Regions from separate parts of the Mus musculus genome. Here region 2 is linked to region 1. Evidence: chromatin loops called from intact Hi-C (ENCODE). Cell type or tissue: left cerebral cortex. All regions are shown on one strand. Each heading gives the region's core, and the rest is flanking DNA. Links, peaks and the distances in the headings are about the cores only.

What was found. Hi-C counts contacts between places; a loop is a spot of excess contacts. Peaks named below come from ENCODE experiments on the same cell type or tissue, not always from the same donor. Only the 100,000 strongest peaks of a DNase experiment are listed, where the experiment ranks them.
Region 2: a loop joins it to region 1, with 2.5 times the contacts of the local background. A loop is called at or near these places in 9 of 42 quality-filtered maps.

The regions. Positions count from the first base shown.
Region 1 is chr14:64,990,226-64,998,562 of GRCm38, forward strand. Ints9 (integrator complex subunit 9) reads left to right here. Exons shown (of 17, transcript NM_153414.5): 4 at 307-369; 5 at 2,749-2,888; 6 at 4,757-4,843. Among named protein-coding and RNA genes, the nearest start is that of Ints9, 44 kb to the left of the region's middle. In left cerebral cortex, for the core only: a CTCF peak has its summit at 4,828 (motif pointing left); DNase peaks (open chromatin) are centred at 167 and 4,820; H3K27ac peaks cover 818 bases.
Region 2 is chr14:64,880,318-64,888,654 of GRCm38, forward strand. Hmbox1 (homeobox containing 1) reads right to left here. Exons shown (of 10, transcript NM_177338.6): 4 at 7,258-7,343. Among named protein-coding and RNA genes, the nearest start is that of Hmbox1, 65 kb to the right of the region's middle. In left cerebral cortex, for the core only: a CTCF peak has its summit at 7,594; a DNase peak (open chromatin) is centred at 4,593; H3K27ac peaks cover 712 bases.

The DNA.
Region 1 (8,337 bases), core at 89-8,088:
AGATATTAGTCAGGACCCAGGGAACTTTGACTTGATAACTAATTCTTAAGAAGCACTGGATCTCAAATTATAGCAGCATGTGTTTTTCCTAACTTCTCAAAGACGCCTCAGGGAATGTGTTCAAACCCCAAATCTGCCGCCAGGCAGTGTTTTCACCCTCAGTCGGGCACCTAGCCAACCTGAACCTAAATAGGAAACAGTTTGTCTAAAAATAACCTCCCACCCTCTCAGTTAGGTGAGATTGAGTTTCCTTGGTACTGTATCTATTAAATATCTCTTAGTACTTTTCCTCTCCATCTCTTTTAGGAGCTAAAAGAGTGCTCCGGTCATGTATTTGTGGATTCTGTGCCTGAATTCTGCTTACCAGAGGTAAGATGAAAGAGATTGGAAGCAAACCATCCTGATAATCATCGTTATAAGTCAAGGAAAAAGCGCCATGACCCTGCCCTCACTCACTACAGTCTGTCACTACAGCTGTCACTTAGGAATGAGGGGGAAGCTCCCCATCTATTTCAGGGTATCAGAGATGGCACTGACTCTTGCAACCTTCACTTCCTGGGCAAGAATGAGGAGCAAGTGGGCCAGTGCTCCAAGGACTTTGGGGCTTGTTCCAGAGTACGGAACTTGCCAATAAGAAACCTACATTTCCCAGCGCACCTGGGTTGCACTTATAATACTATAGGTTCTAAAGCCATAGATCAGCTTTTCAAGCTAGACAGATTATGTGACTTAAGTCACTGTTTTAAGGTAGAGCCATACTGTTGTTAAGACTTGGAGAAAACATGAGAGGCACCAACTCTAGTCCAGTGAGCTACACAGACCAGTCATAAACCTGTGAAACTACTTTATCCCATTTCCCTCAAATATACACTGTGTGTTGTGGATGATCTAGTATAGGTTAGTGCAGCCCTGTTCACAGTGTGTGGACCAAATGCTTGTAAGGAATACTGTCAAAGGTAAAATTATTTTTATTCCACTAAAAGTATGTAAGTAAACTTGTGAATATCCATGCATTGGGCTTAAATATTAAATTATTTAGGGGAAATGTTTATGTAATCATTTACCATGATTACATAATTAATGTACATGAATTAATTTTTTTTCTTCTGACTTTCTTCAGCAGATTTTTCTGTGATTCTAGGCTCTGGGGCTGATTGTTATATTTTAAAGAGGACACTTAGGCTGCCTCTCATGTCCTTACATGTGAGCTTCAGTGTTGCTTTAACTGCCATTGCATTTGTCCCTCTGCTACTCCGTCTGAATTTCCTTATTTAAAAGTGGTTCCAAAGGCAGCAGAGAGTACAACCACCTCCATCTTGAGGGCATGATGTCTTGCAAGCACAGGGCAAAATGCGGTGTTAAGGCTAATAGATGTGGGATATTGATGTTAGGTTTGTTCTTTCCATATGCCATGGAAAGAACTCTCCCCAGAGAGGGAACCAATAATAAACCAATGTAAGAATGCCACAACAGTCCATCTTGGTAAACCAATGAGTTTTACTGGTCATATTTGAAGGAACATTGGTGAGGGGTTATGTGCAGGACAGAAATGACTCAATGACACATTACCAAATTCCCACCACAACATGGATGGTGGCTCACCAATGATAGAAACCTGGAATGTATTGCACAACCTACAGGTAACTGGACAAGTCCCGGAGTGTATCTTTGAGAAAACTCAGTTTGCCTGAGCATCTTTCAGACAATTCTGCTAATCTGAAAGTGTCCTCAGTAGTGTCCTTCCTGTTTATAAGCTTGGGGAAGGAGGAGCCTAGTAAATCAGGTCAGTTTCAGGGACTTCCTTAAGCCTTGTGTTGTTTGCTTCCTGAATTTTAATGAACTCCCCTGCAGAATGGAATGTTTCCAGTCCCTGACAGCCCTCTGCATCTCATCTGAGAAGGAATATTTAGTCTAAGAGGAAATTCCCTACACAACAGCATAGATGCCACTGTTCTAGCAGTGAGGCACTAGTGTCCTTTACTCACATGCTGGCAATACTGGCAGACTTATTAAATTATTTGTATGCTAAGTCACTCAGCCAGAAAATACCCACACCCCAGGTAGATATCCACACTGCTTATTGTTTGCTTATGTCATCGATATCTTTGTTACTTCTGAGCAGGACTAACAGCTACACAAGCCACTCTACCTTACACACTCTTGTGACCCAGCTATGCTTAATCTCTGTATATCACATGGTTAAGGGTTAGCTCCTCTGTGCAGGAGAGTTGCTGGCTGTGAGCTGCAGTTTCTAGCTATGCCTACAGTCTATGCTTGAGTCCACCTCCCATCCCCCACTAGTATGCCAAGGCTTGTTAGGTGGTAAGGCAGAGAAGCGGGATCATAAAAACCCCTGTAGAGTTCGAAGAAGTCACTGCAATTCTCTTTCTCGTTACCTATCTCAGGAGTATGGTAGCCAGACAATGAAAAGTCAAAAACTTAAAACAAAAAAGAAAGTAAAAGTAGTTGTCTCTCTATTTGCCTTTTGAAGACCAGTTTGCTAAATGTATAGAGCAGAGTGATCCTGGTAAGCTGGCCGTGTTCTCGCGGCTAGCCGTTTTGCCCAGCTGTCAGCTGTCAGTATTAGGACACATCCACGGTGAGAGAGGGGTGGTGTTGCGGGAAAGGCCTCATTATTCTGAAGAAGCAGAGCTACTACTCTACATTCTGACAGCATCATTTGTCAGTCCCGTCCTGCTGCTCTATGTGCCCTGGCACAGACGCACATCACCCTCCCTTTCTCTCCAGACCGAGCTAATAGACCTGTCTACAGTCGATGTGATCCTCATCTCTAACTACCACTGCATGATGGCGCTGCCCTACATCACCGAGCACACAGGATTCACAGGCACAGTGTATGCCACAGAACCCACCATGCAGATCGGCAGGTGAGAGGTGTGGCTGCCAAGCTCCTTCTGTGGCCACTGTGGGGTGTGATACCAGAAATGTGTAATTTATTTCCCAGGACAAAGATGAGTATGCCACTCTCTAGACACAGGAATGCTCACCGGAGATGCCTAGAGATGGGTACCCCTGGTAGTGTCTGGGTCTTTCTTTCAGCATAGCTGTTCATAGGCAGCTCCTCTGTAAATGGTACTGAAGAGGTCAGAGGCTTAGGAAGATGCCACAAAGATCCAGAGCAGAAAGTGTCAGAGCAACAGAACTTTGCTTATTTAAGTGAAGAAGAAAAAGAAAAAACTTTATTACTTTGCTTTGGAAAGATCCCCTTTTTTTCATGATTTGCTGAGGACTATAAATAGAAACTTGTAGAAAACAAGGGAAGAAGAGTAATCAAAAATTACAGTCTTCAGTCAACCAAGAAGGTTGTCCTTTCTTCTTACCCCAGCTAAGCCTTTACAGTGTAGGCGGATGGTATACATTACCATAGAATCAGTTACTTAGAGAAAAGGAAAGGAAAAAAACCTAGAAAGAAAATTATTACTGAAGAAAAAAAATCCACACATAATGTATTGCTTTGAAATAACAGTATAAGGTAAAGCTTTCAGGATCCAATATACAGGGTTGATTGTACTATAAACTGTTAGATTGTACTCTAGTGTCTTACAGATACCCAACAAGATGAGCTAGTGATTAGAAATAAAACAGAACCTTTAGTGTGAAAACGTGACCTACAGCTTATACAAAAACAGGAAGGGATTCCAGGGACCCGAAATTGCCATTATAGGAAAACAAGACAGCAGCCTGGTTGAGAGAAAGCATTACAAGTCCCGTAGTCTGCAAACAATGGCAATCAAGGAGCATGAACCTGGGCCTCAAATCTTGGGGTGCTGGAGCCAGGACTGCTGCCTCGAGAAGGAGACAGTAGTTAGGGAAACAGATGGATGTGAAGTGTACGTGTTTGGGTTTGCCAGTAAACTTACTTGTTGCTGTTGTCTCTAAATTGATACAGAGAGGATATTACCCTGTGTTCTGTATTAGCATGAACTGGATTCAGATATTGAAAATGTATTTCTAGGTGGGTAGGAAGGTGGATATATTGTTTTTTTGGAGGACAGTCTCATTCTGAAACCCAGGCTAGCCTAGAACTCACTATGTAGCCTAGGCTACTCTAGAACTCATGGCAATCTTCCTGCCTCAGCCTCCCAAGTGGTAAGATTACAGAGATGAGCTGCCAGGTCTGGCTCTACTTCTAGCTGTTTGATTATCATCTAGTTTTCAGGGTGCTGTCAATGTCTGTGTAGCCGTGAGCCAGCTGAGTACAGTGCTCCTTGGGCTCCCTTAGCTGTATTTGGGTATTCCATCTCAGAATGGCAGAGGTCTGTCTCACTGCAGATCTTTTGGGCAGCTTTCAAATTAGTTCTTGATGTCTCCCTCTATGCTAGTGGTTCTCAACCTTCCTAATGCTGCAATCTTTTAATACAGATCCTCACGTTGTGGTGACACCCCCCCAGCCCTAAAGTTATTTTTGTTGCTACTTAATATAACTGTAATTTTGCTACTGTTATGAGTTGTAATGTAAATATATGACATGTAGGCTAGCTGATGTATGACCTCTGTGAAGGGGTCATTCTCATGCCCCCTCTCCCGTCCCCAAACAGGTCAAGACCCACAAGTTGAGAACCACGGCTCTAACTGGAGCATTTTTGATTCCCAAACTATGTGTCAGCTTCTTACATCAGTTGAAACGCCTATCTCATGAGACAGGCTAGTGAAAAGGGGGCAAATCCACCATTCCCGGCTGTAGTGTTTGCAGCAAATTGTTCTTCAGTGTTCTTTATGCTTTGTTTAAACTCAGGCTTCTCATGGAAGAGCTGGTGAATTTCATCGAAAGAGTGCCAAAGGCCCAGTCTGCCTCCTTGTGGAAGAATAAGGATATACAGCGGTGAGAACAGCCCTCTCCTTGTTGGCTCCAGAGCTTCTCAAGTCTCCTTTGTACTCCAGCACAGACCTGGTTAGAGTGGAAGGTGGAAGGGCTTTCTTTAATTCACACTCAGGCCCCATGCGGGCTGTGCAGCTTTGGGAGCACCTGGCTCCACGGAGGGCCGGGGTCTAATGGTCCAGGTCACTCAGGGCTTGCCAGGACTGTCTAAAGAGTCCTCACCACAGTGTGGTTGACACTCAGAAGGTAAAGAGCTAGGGATGGCAAGAGGGCTCTGTGGGTAAAGGGGCTTGCCACCAAGCCTGTAGACCTGAATTTGATCCCCAAGTCCCACGTGGTAGGAAAGATCCACACCTCACAGATTGGCCTCTGACATGTGCCTTGTCACATACTTACCCAAGTACATACATCACATACACACAATAAATAAATCTTTTTTTTAATAAATAATGTTTGCTGTTTAAGGAAGCTGAGGAGGACATTTCTTAGATGATGTGAATCAACTCGAAGAAAAGATTTCCTTACATAAAAGCCGGGGGCTGGAGAGGTAACTGGATGGATAAAGCATTTTCTCCTCATTCATGAGAATCAGAGTTCAATCCCCAGAACCCACATAAGAGTGAGCAAGCAAGCCCAGCACGTGACAGGCAGAAATGGACTCCTTGGAGCTCGCTGGCTAGACTGGGCAGAACTGGTGGCTTCAGATTTGGGTCTCCACACAAGTAAACACATGCATGTTCACATACCACTACCACTCACATGCATGCACGCACACACACACACACACACACAACAGTTGTGTTGAAGAGGTATCTGGTTTCATGTCATGGGATGGTGAGAAATTCAGTGTTGATAGGTGGGTAGGGAAGGGAAGCAGGGAGGGCAGGTTGGAATGAGGTTATACAGTCTCCTACAGGGGAGGTTGAGGCTTGCACCATTGAGTGTGTGCAGGTCATTAGTAGGGAGGCCTGTAAAGAGAATGACATGACCACATTTGGTTTGGAAGAAAGGAACTCTGGAAGCAACATGGGAGTTGTGAGGCCTGCAGAGATGGAGACAGGGAGACCAGCAGGGGGCCATGTCAGACCCAGAAGACAAAGGTCTGAACTAAGGCGGAAGCAAGTGAGCTTGAAGAAGACTGCAGCTCCAGGGAGGTGCCTGAGTGGGGTTAAAGGGATCGGTAAGCATAAAGGGAGCTGCAAAGTAGTAACGAGGAAGGCGAGTGGGAGCCAGGACATAGGAAGGTTCCAAAAACACAGGCTTGTGGGTGGTGACATGTGCCTGTAATCCTAGCACTCTGGAATGGGAGGCAGAAAGACCAAAAGCTGTGTCAGCCTAGACTGCATAAGCTAGTTCTAAGTCCATGTAAGAGCTGTGCGCTAGAAACCAGATGCAAACAAAAGATAACTAAGGAAACTAGCAAGTAAAATGGAGATGAGGCCCTTGGATGTGGAAAGTGGGAGATTAGTGACCATCCCCAGAGTTTAGGTAGAGTGTCATGCAAGGACCAAGAGACTGGGCTGTGGAGGTAAGGTAAAGGATAAATACCATGGAAGGAGCATGGAGGTGGCTTGATCCCACACCCACGCACTCTTACCTGCCCTGCGGTAGAGGACACCGGTCAGCTTGACCTGTCGTGTCTAACCCCAGCAACGGCTGCCTTCACCCCTGGTCCCATCTTCTGCTCTTAGCATGGAGAGCCTGGGGGTCAAACTGCATTAGACTTCCTGAGAATTCCTGATCCCGCCCCTTTCTCCAGCTGTCCTGCCCATCGCTTCCTTGTCCCCAGCTGATAATAATGATGATGATAATAGCAGTCAACCAGGCCTCGGAATGTCAGTGTCTTAGATTTTACCAGTCTTCCTGTAAATGTATGTGGGCTATCACGTTTTTGTGTTCCAGAGTTTAGGCACACGTCTCCTCTATGTGTTCCTTGTACACACTGCTTACTTAACCTATGGATGGCTTTTTCTGCCAGACATTGCTCTAAATGTGTTCCTACAGCAGGAACTGACGCTTTGATGAGATGAGCAGTGGCATTATTGAGTTTACAGGAGAGAAGTGCCACAGAGAGGGTTGGTAACTCCCCAGGGTCATCTGATGGTGAGCGACAGGTTCTGACTTTTTAGGTGATTTCAGGCTACAGAGTCCACACTTCCACCCTCTGCTCAGTCAGTCTTTGAGGGCATATCCTGCAGCCCCCCTTATGTGGTGGGAATGGAAGTAGGTGTTCTGTGCCCCTTTTTCCTGTCTTGCAGGGATCTTCTGGGCGTCTCCTTGGTTGGTAGGATGGTGTGCAGGTGTCTCCGAATCATCTAGGTGTGCCATACCCAAGGTGTCCTGTCTCTGTTTGAGTGGCTTCCTTGAATCTGGCCACTCTCCAACAGTGGTACTGCCCTCTTTGTGTGGCATTTACAGTCTCAGCTGCCTTTTTCTCAGCCCTTCCTGTGCCACTCTCTGCCCGAGCACACTGGACCACATGGGACCCCAGGTCCTGACAACCTGCCTCCTTAAAAGAGTCTTGGGGCTGTATTTTCTTTCCCTGTAGTAGACCACATATGCCTTGGCCTCCCTTACGTATTTCCTCTTGTTTATTTATGTTCTTATGTACTCAGCTGCAAATAGTTTTGGCACATCAGAAGCAGCATTCAAAGGTCAGTGTTCCTGATTTCCCAAGTCCTGGGCCAAGTCTTAGGAAGTTCTGAATCTTAATTTGCCTCTTCTGTGACCTTGAGCACAAAAAGAGGCATTTTTTCCCCTTGCTTACCCATTCTTTTTAAAACATAACAAAATAACTGGCTCCCAGAGTAATGTCACTGTGTATTAGGAAGAGTGTGAATGGCGCTTGAGAGAAGCAAGCATAATGTCAGGGGCCTGGGCATTAGTCATGAGATGCTCAGCAAATCTCTTGAGTTAGTGTGGCTCACCACTGGTGGGTAAAGGCTAGAAAGGAAAGGGTATCATGGAAGAGGAGCAGAGATACAGTACACTGCTGGAGATAAATGTGTGCCTTCTGGCCCTGACCAGGACTTTCATTTTGGCTTTGAGACACATGATGGACCTTAGTTATCGATGGCAAAGGGAATAGTCTACTTATGCAGAAGTGATAAAACAAAAGCCCCAGCTTTGTTTTCTTTCTATCCTGAATAAACTCAGCACAAATATTAGGATTGGCTTTAAGATGGAAGCACTCATTGAGGCTGGTGATGGTTCCTTAAGGATGGTTTCTCACCTCAGCACTCGGTGTCTATCTGTGTTCCGTTGCTGCAGGAAAGGGAGGCAGGGACAGGCAGATCCCAGGAGCTGGGGGCCTGCAAGTCCAGCCTACACAGCAAGCTCCAGGTTCAGTGAGATTTTTGTCCCCAAAACAAGGTAGAAAATAATAGAGGACATCTGGTATCAATCTGTGGTTCTACCTCCCACACATGGTAAGCACATCTGTGTGAGCACACAGGAGGGCAGCATGCTGTTATACCCCAGGGGGGGGAAATAGGTTT
Region 2 (8,337 bases), core at 69-8,068, 110 kb before region 1:
CAGAGAACTTCCCCTGGCATCTTCCTTGCTGCTGACTCGTGCCAAGGCTAAAGCCTGGCTCTCTCTGGTAGGTCGTGTCACCGCTGTTGCTAACCCAACTCTACCAAACTGGGTTGCTGGTGTTTCCATGAAGTGTTTGTGAGCGGATCAAGCGGCCTGCTAACCTGTGAACTGAACCACCGATCTCCAGGCAACACAGATGGGAGTTGCTCCAAAGAATGTTTCTAAACAGGTCCACTTCCCACATATCCTTTCTTTCCCACTACCTCTGGCGGGTGGTAGGCTACAAGGAAGGTTAAAGCATTTAAGAACCATCACTAAAAATAAGGTTTGAAAAAATTAAAGAAAGGTGGAAATAATATATTTTTAAATTTATTCTTTCTACAAGTTCATGTTATATATTGAGGACTATCAAAAATGTGGTTAACATATTTAGTCTTGAGTAGCCTAGCTCCATAAATGGGCACTGAATCCTAGTGAGAATTAAGCAAAGCCAAGATTCAAAATGGTGGTTCAAGCCTTTCCTGGATATGGAACTGGATAAATTACTCGGAGAAACCTTGCTCTAGAAAGCAGGTAATTACTACACAAAACTTATTCTGCACCCAGGCCCTGCACAGCTCTAATTATACCCTTGGCCCTCTACATGCACTCTCTCCACACTGACCTGCCTATGCTTAAGAACTCTGACTGCAGTGAATGAGAGGCCAGGTCCTCGCCTTGGTTTTCTTATCTGTAACTGTGGGACTTCACGCCTGTTTCTCAATTATATAAAGCAGTTAGCATAGCATCTAGCACTTGGTAAGTGTCATATCAATTACAGCTAAAAATAAAAACTCTCTAAAAGGAGGTTTGGCCTTGAGTGTGTATGCATTCTAGAGCAGAATGGCTCTAGAACTCACATCAGCCATCTGCGCAATGACAAGGCCAAACCAGAGCCTGAATACAGAGATCAACAAAATCTAAGAGAGATTAGTCTTAATATTACACCCAAATACTTCAAAGACATGGTATCTCCTGGACAAAATCATGGCAAACTAGTGTAACAGCCTTCAAAAGTCATCTAAGCAGTGGAAGAAATTAGGTGCAAAAGGCAATCTTTCTGTTAAAAAAGAAAAATAAAACCTGTCAAAAGAAATCAAATACCTTTAAGAAAATAGCATATTTTAGTTTTTAAAAGGACTCAAACTCAAAACACTAAATTTAAAGATTGTTTTACAAAATACCACAGTAGCACTATAAAGTCACATCATTTAGAAGGCTGAGGAAAGACATGCTGAGCTACACAGTGAATACCAGGTCAGCCAGGATGACATAGCAAACTCCCTGTCTTTTAAATACAGAATTAAAAAATGGCGGTTTCTAAGAATTTCTCATAAATAATAGCGACAAGTCTATAGCAATGTTATTTTGGATAGACAGGCACTTTAAGGTGAACATGTTCAAAGGCAGAACACTGTCCACACATCTGTCTGTGACTGTCTTTCGGTCTCCTGGCTTTCTTCCTAGAACATCCCCGTAAGTAGATATTGTCCCTTTATGCATTTATTGTTTGTTTATGGCCTGGCATCACACTGTTCATGCTGATCTTGAGTTTAACCAAGGATAATTCTGAATTCTTGACACAATGGCCTCTACCTTCTTAGTGCTGGGATTACAGGTATGCTACCAGACCTACCTTTAAAGAAAAAATGACATGTTTATTTACTCCATGTGTATGTGAGGTACATACCATAGCATGCATGTGGAAATCAGAGAACAACTTTGAGGAGCCAGCTCTCCCCTTCCGTCCAGTGAGCTCCACAGATGGAACTCAAAGTCATTAGGCTTGGGGAACACAGCCTTGCTGAGCCATGCTGCTCCCACCTCACCACGTCATATTACTATTCCCAATGGTAAGGAAGAGCAGATCATGCTCTGGAGAGAATAACATACCTGACAAGGGACATTACATTTTAGGCACGGGGTTGTTTGTATGCTGGTTTTTCAATCTTAGGTGAAAAGAGATCCGAAAACTGCTGAGACTGGCCTGGACAGCACACCTGTGTATCGTTCTTGGCTGTCACTGGCAAGCCTTCTGGGTCTGTGAATTGGTTTAATGTGGGTTCTGCTTTAAGTTCAAGTAGGAAACATGGTTCTCACTCTAAGGTTGGCAGCCAACCTAACTTTCACATGGACACTTACAACTCTATGCACTTCATGTGAGATTATAGAAGCCCAGGGGGCTTCACACATACATTATAGTAACTACAGAGAGCTAGTTTAAAACAAGCCTCCTCAGGAACTCTTTGTACCAGAGAAAATATGGGCATCACATGGAAGAGGTGTGTTCCATCCTGGGAGGAAACAGTGTACCCTCATGTGCTGGCTTAAAGGACCGTGCCCAGAATTTGAAGAAGACATAAGAAAACAGTCTGCAGGACCTGGAAGCCAAGAGAAGTCCCAAATACACTAACAAAACACTAATAACACTGGTACAGAGAGCCTGTAGACAGAGAGGGGGAAGCCTCTGAAAAGAGGAACTACACACAGCTCCAAACATTTACTTACAGTCAGACTGCCCATCTACAAGCCTGCTTATTGTGAGGACAGATAGCAGACAGCTTTCAAACTGGATATCTACTTAAAGCCAGCCAAATCCCCATAAAGCCTTGTCAAATGAGCAAATGAATTCTTTCTGACTATTATAACAGGGCAATTCCACAGTCTGATATATGCTCTACCTACACTGCTATTCTAATTTAGATATAAATTCTATTTTTTAATAACAATTATCTTCATAGTTCACCAAGTTTGAAGGTAACATGTCCACTTTTAGGGAACTGACAGAGTGTAGACAAGGAGATGTTACTCAGCAGTCAAAGAAGAGGAGTGCCTGAGCTAGGCATTGAGCAAGCAACACAGAGGAACCTTCAATGCAGTTAGTAACTAAAAGAACCCAGCCGGAAGCTATCACAACTATCACGACTTGACTCCAATGCTAAGACACTTTGGCAAAGATCCATGGTTGCAAGAACTGGGAAGAGCAAAGCAGACAAGCAGAGCACAGAAAACTTCTGAGGGCTGTGAGGTCACATTGTAATTGTGGGTGTATCCTGTTTGACCCTATAGCATGTGCACTACCAAAAGGGGGCCTACTGCCAGCTAGGAATGCTAGTTCCCAATGACATATCAGCATAGGGTCACTGACTGCCAAAAATGTGCCACTGTGGGAGGTGACAATTATAGGAAACTGAGTAGGCCCTGTGGACCAGGAGGTATTTTGGAAGTTTCTCAAATTTTTGTTCAATGTTGTTGTGAACCAAACACTGTTCTAAAGAATAAAGTTTAGCTTTTAAACTGATATCTTAGTTGGTTTATAACACCTGGTCTAAAGTTCTCTGATTAAGAAAGACAGCAATACTGGTTGGGTTTTTTTTTTTTTTTTTTTTGGCAAAACAACTGATGCATATATATTATTATTATTCTCCATTTTAGAGAAAAGTAACAAGGGAAGTGATTTGAATACAGTTGGAAGTAAAAAGATTAGAAGCAAGATGGTCCAAGTGTCAAATGTAGTTGTAGTTTAAAAGTAGACTAGAACTGGACAAGCAGAAAAAAATGGAGCTGCTATAATGTGAACATCTATGCCTTTTGTTGAAAGCTTTGTCTTTAAGATGGTGATGTTCACATGTGGGGATCTTTGGGAGGGGGTTGTCACATGGGCAGACCTTCATGAATAGGATTAGCACCCTAAGGGGCCTGGAAGACCCTTCACCCTTTCCACCATGTGAAGACACAGCAAGAAAGAAAAAGGAGCATACGAGCCAGAAAAGCAAGTGGTTCCCAGACATGGAACCTGCCTTAGAACTGTGAGAAATACATGTGTATGTTTGTATACTACACTACTCAACTCAGTTTATAGCATTTCGTTACATGGACTAAGAGAACAATCATTTGGTCACACTCCTACATTTTATAATGAAAGTGAGGGTGTGGGTCACACAATGAGTGGATGTCAGAAAGAATGGAATCCCAGTGTCTGCTGGCTTCTCACTGTACCCTAGCAATTCAACACAACTGTAATAAAGTTCTTTAAATTCTGATGCTAACATTTTTTTCTTATTTCTTTAAGAAGACACAACACTAATTAGTATATCTCTTTGGATGATAAGCTCTCACCAACCTTTGACTATTTACTCATTTTTTTCTGAGTATCCCCACTTTTTCCCAGAGATCATTATATTTTTATTTGTTTGTTTTAGGAATGCTTGAACAGCCTAAGGAAACATTTTTGCTGAGAGTAAATATAAAATACATGTTTATTACTAAAGCCAAGGCTATGCTCAACACCCTATCATTGTTAGTGAAAAGCTAGAATCTTGGCCGACCTCTCACAGAGGTAAAAATCTACCCATGGTGGGAGCAGCTGCAACTGTGACGGAATCTACAAATAACATGCTGGAAATTCAGCAGGCACTGTTATTATATCCTGTTTACACTGTCATTTCTCCTATCAGCAGGATATTATTTATACAGACCCCACCCCTGCACTTCTTGTTTATCTTATTATAGAAGCCCTCCACATCTATAAAAAGCAGCCTCTGCATTTGATTCTGGAACAGCACATGTGTCGTAATTTGGCACCTTGCTACACTTTCTTATTTAGCATTTTCTGTGGTTAGGCGCCATCCGTTCTGATTTTTATCTTATGGTTGATCTCACATACTAGAGTCAAACTCAAATGATTTTCAAAGAATCTGCTGTAGAACGACAGAAAAGGATATCTAGGTAATGGTCAATCACTAACTTATTGTTCTTCCAAGACATGAGAATGACTGTTTCTGCTAGGTTCCTGGCTGAACAGGGTGGGGCACAAATGTGACTAATTCATAATACATGAGAAAAACAACTCAGTGAGCTAGCCAATAGATAAAAAATAAATTAGCCTGCTTTTAATTTCCTCACTCTCTTGCTTTGTAGAGTAAAACAAAATCAAACAAACAAACAAAAAACTCAAACTTTCTTAAACACAAAAAAATGTATGTGATGGTTGAACAGGCAAACATCCCAGAATCAGACCTTTGGTGTGCCTCTTGATGTGTAGTTTGAGCTAAACCCAATCAGCTCCTGTATGCCTCAGCCAGCTCTACCAGGCAGGTGGGTGTGAAGTTTTCCACGTGTGCAGTGACAGACCCTCTGAGGATTAAACCTAAGGTGAGTCACTACGCTAATGCCAGGTAGCACCCTAATAGAATGAGGTGTGCTAAGGAGGAATGCATAAAGATGCAAATGGGCAGGAGTCTCAAAACTAAAAGTAGTTAAATTCAGCCGTGAAGATACATAATAGAATTTGGCAATAAGAAATGGGCATAGGGGATACATTATAGAACTTCCTGGGCTGACAAGATGGCTCAGTGGGCAAAGGCATTTGCTGCCAAGGATTAGGACCTGAGTTTTAATCCCTGGAACACACAATAGGAAGGAAAAAAAAAAAAAAAAACCTTTCACCCCAACATACATATATATGCATGTACACACTAAAACAAATTTAAGTATAAGATGTTTCAAATTTTAATATATTCAACTCTCAGAAATATTCAACTTTGCAATTTTGTTCTATCATGTTACAGATTTGTCTGGCTGTCCCTCTATATGTTGCAAATCAGAACACATGTTGATTGTAGTCTGAGAAACTAAAGCAAAGATGCAAAGACAACATCCCATCATGGCATAATCTACTACACTGTGAGTTTCAGTAAAGCCTGCACAATTTACCCTTATAGTGTGTTACACACTGTACTTTAGTTTATTGAAGTTAAATAATTTATCTCATCCATCCTACTGGCAAATACCTAAAGACTTAAATAATTAAATTCACACCTTTCCTTACCATTAAGACTTCTACATTAAAGGACATGTCTAAAAGTCTTTTACGAGCAACAAAGGCATCATTTATAAAAATGAATTATTAGTAAGAGATATATACATGTATGTATCTTAAAGGGTTGGCTGACATTAGGTATAGGGATAAAATTTAATACTTTTAGCTTTCAAGTTACAATTTTATCAAATTAATGAGCAGGCATAACCTCTTAACATTCACTTCAGTATGTACCAGTGTTTGGACCACCGAAGGAACATCAGAGCTGGAAGATCGCTTCTCGGCCTTTTGGCTAAGATCATGTGCAGAGCTGAAAGAGCTACTATGGCTCAGATACCAGCATGTAACCACAAAAGTACAAAAACTGAGGCAGGGGGTTGAAATACCCAAAGGCTTAAGTTTGCAGCCGCATGCTAAAAGTGGTGGTGGCGGTGGCAATTACTGTAACTGTCATCATAGACTGGGTAACAACACAGCAAGTGGAATTGGACTGGAAAGAACTCGTGGTTCCTCTAAGAGCTTAAGGACTAAGGAAGAGCACCCCAACCCAACGATGACTCACTCACACTCAGGGCCTCCATTTTTAAGATGCAATCTGGGTAGAGAAGGACACATACACACCACATGTAGGTGAGGTCTGGGCTGGGTGGAGAATGGATGGGTATAGAGAACAAAGAGAAGACACTGGTGACTCTTATCTTCTCAGGAGGGGTGTGAGGAAGGTTTCACACAGAAATGGTCATTCAAAAGACAACTTTCAGTAGGCGATGGCGGTGCACACATCCCAGCACTTTGGAGGTGGCTGCAAAAGGATCAGGAGCTCAAGGTTGTTATCAGCCATGGAGTGAGTTTGAGGCTAGCGTGGACTGCATGCAACCCTGTCCCAAGGGAAAAAAACCAAACCAAACAAAAACATAAAAGCAACAAACAACAACAAAACCAAAGCCCAAATGATGACAAACCCCCCAAACTAAAAAGGAAAATCCCTCCCAACCTACTTTTTCCTCAAGAGCCATTTTTATTGGTAAAATCCTAGATTTAATTTAGAGAACTGTGACGCTTTTAAAAATATTGAACAGACAGCAGCTGATGGTGTGTCATAGGCTCTGCCATAATCAAAAGGAAATGTCATTCCCCTTTCAATTACAAAATCGGGATTATCACTACTAATTATTATTATTACTAATGTTACAAATTTTACTAGCACAAGTTTCTTGAAAGCTCACTGGAACATGTCTCTGATCCCAGAGGCCCTGGTTTAAACCCCAGGCTTCTGTCACCATGCCAAGCTGACAGGGCTGCAGCATGGAAATACAAGCGATAGTCTAACATCTGCACAGACGGCAGAGACGGTAGAGACAGGATTCTAGAATAAAGGGCTCTGCGGCTCTTACCTGTTACCTGTGCAACAACTGCTTGGGAAATCCTCCGATTGGCAAGAAAGGCTTTGATTTCCTCTTTTATCACACTGCTGTCCCTCCTAACAAAAACAGAAGACAAGACCAACAATGTATGTTGAAGGTAGAAATCCTCATCTTTGCTAAAAGAAAGGTGAAGCAGAGAGGTGGGGAGGACACAGAAAGGAAGGACACAAAAATCAAAGGGAAACAGACTAAACTTGGGTGATAATATGAAATTACAACAAACCAAGAAACACCAAATACTCCAGTCCTGAAACATCACACCATCAGACAGACACCTCAGTGAATGCCACTGTGGATACAAGTCTCATGTGGGGGGACCGGGAACTGCATGCTGTGAATAATTCAATGTGCAGTGTGTATGGCCTCATTATAGGGAATGAAAACATAGAAGCCCTGGAAAAATGAAAAGCAAAGGCAGTGAAAAATCAGCTGTACGGAGACTGTGGGTCTGCAGGTTAAGGAAGGTACTGTAGAACTGACACCCATCTGGAAACCTTGGAAATGCTTCCGGGGCAAAAATCAATACCATTCTCATGAGTGAAGTTATTAGCATGGTAATATGTTTATTACAATTAGCTGCTTCCTCTCCCTCTCTTCTGTATAAGAAAAAATGAAAAGAATGTAGAATGGTTTAAAATATTAGTTTCATATTAAAAGTGTCTATTAATTTTCTATTACATATAATAAATACACAGAATAGTTAACACTAAAAAGAAAAGTATTCAGTAATAAATACTCTCAGCCTATTACTTATTTAAATAGCACATTTTCAGAGTCCAGACATCCTTAAGAATGACAAAGCACATGACTCATTCTTTCACCAAAATAAAAAAATACTTAAATAAAAATTAGAGTCCTTAAAGAACATGATTCTTGTTCAAGATGAAAACTGACATGGAATTGTGATTGCTAATCGTCTAAACATGGTGAAGAGATTAAAGGCCTCAGCAAGTCAAGCTGCCACCTGTTCTCCTATAAAGCATGAACTAATAATCTTTTTCTGATGGACCTTTGCAAACAAAACACCATCCTTCCTTTTATTCTTACAAA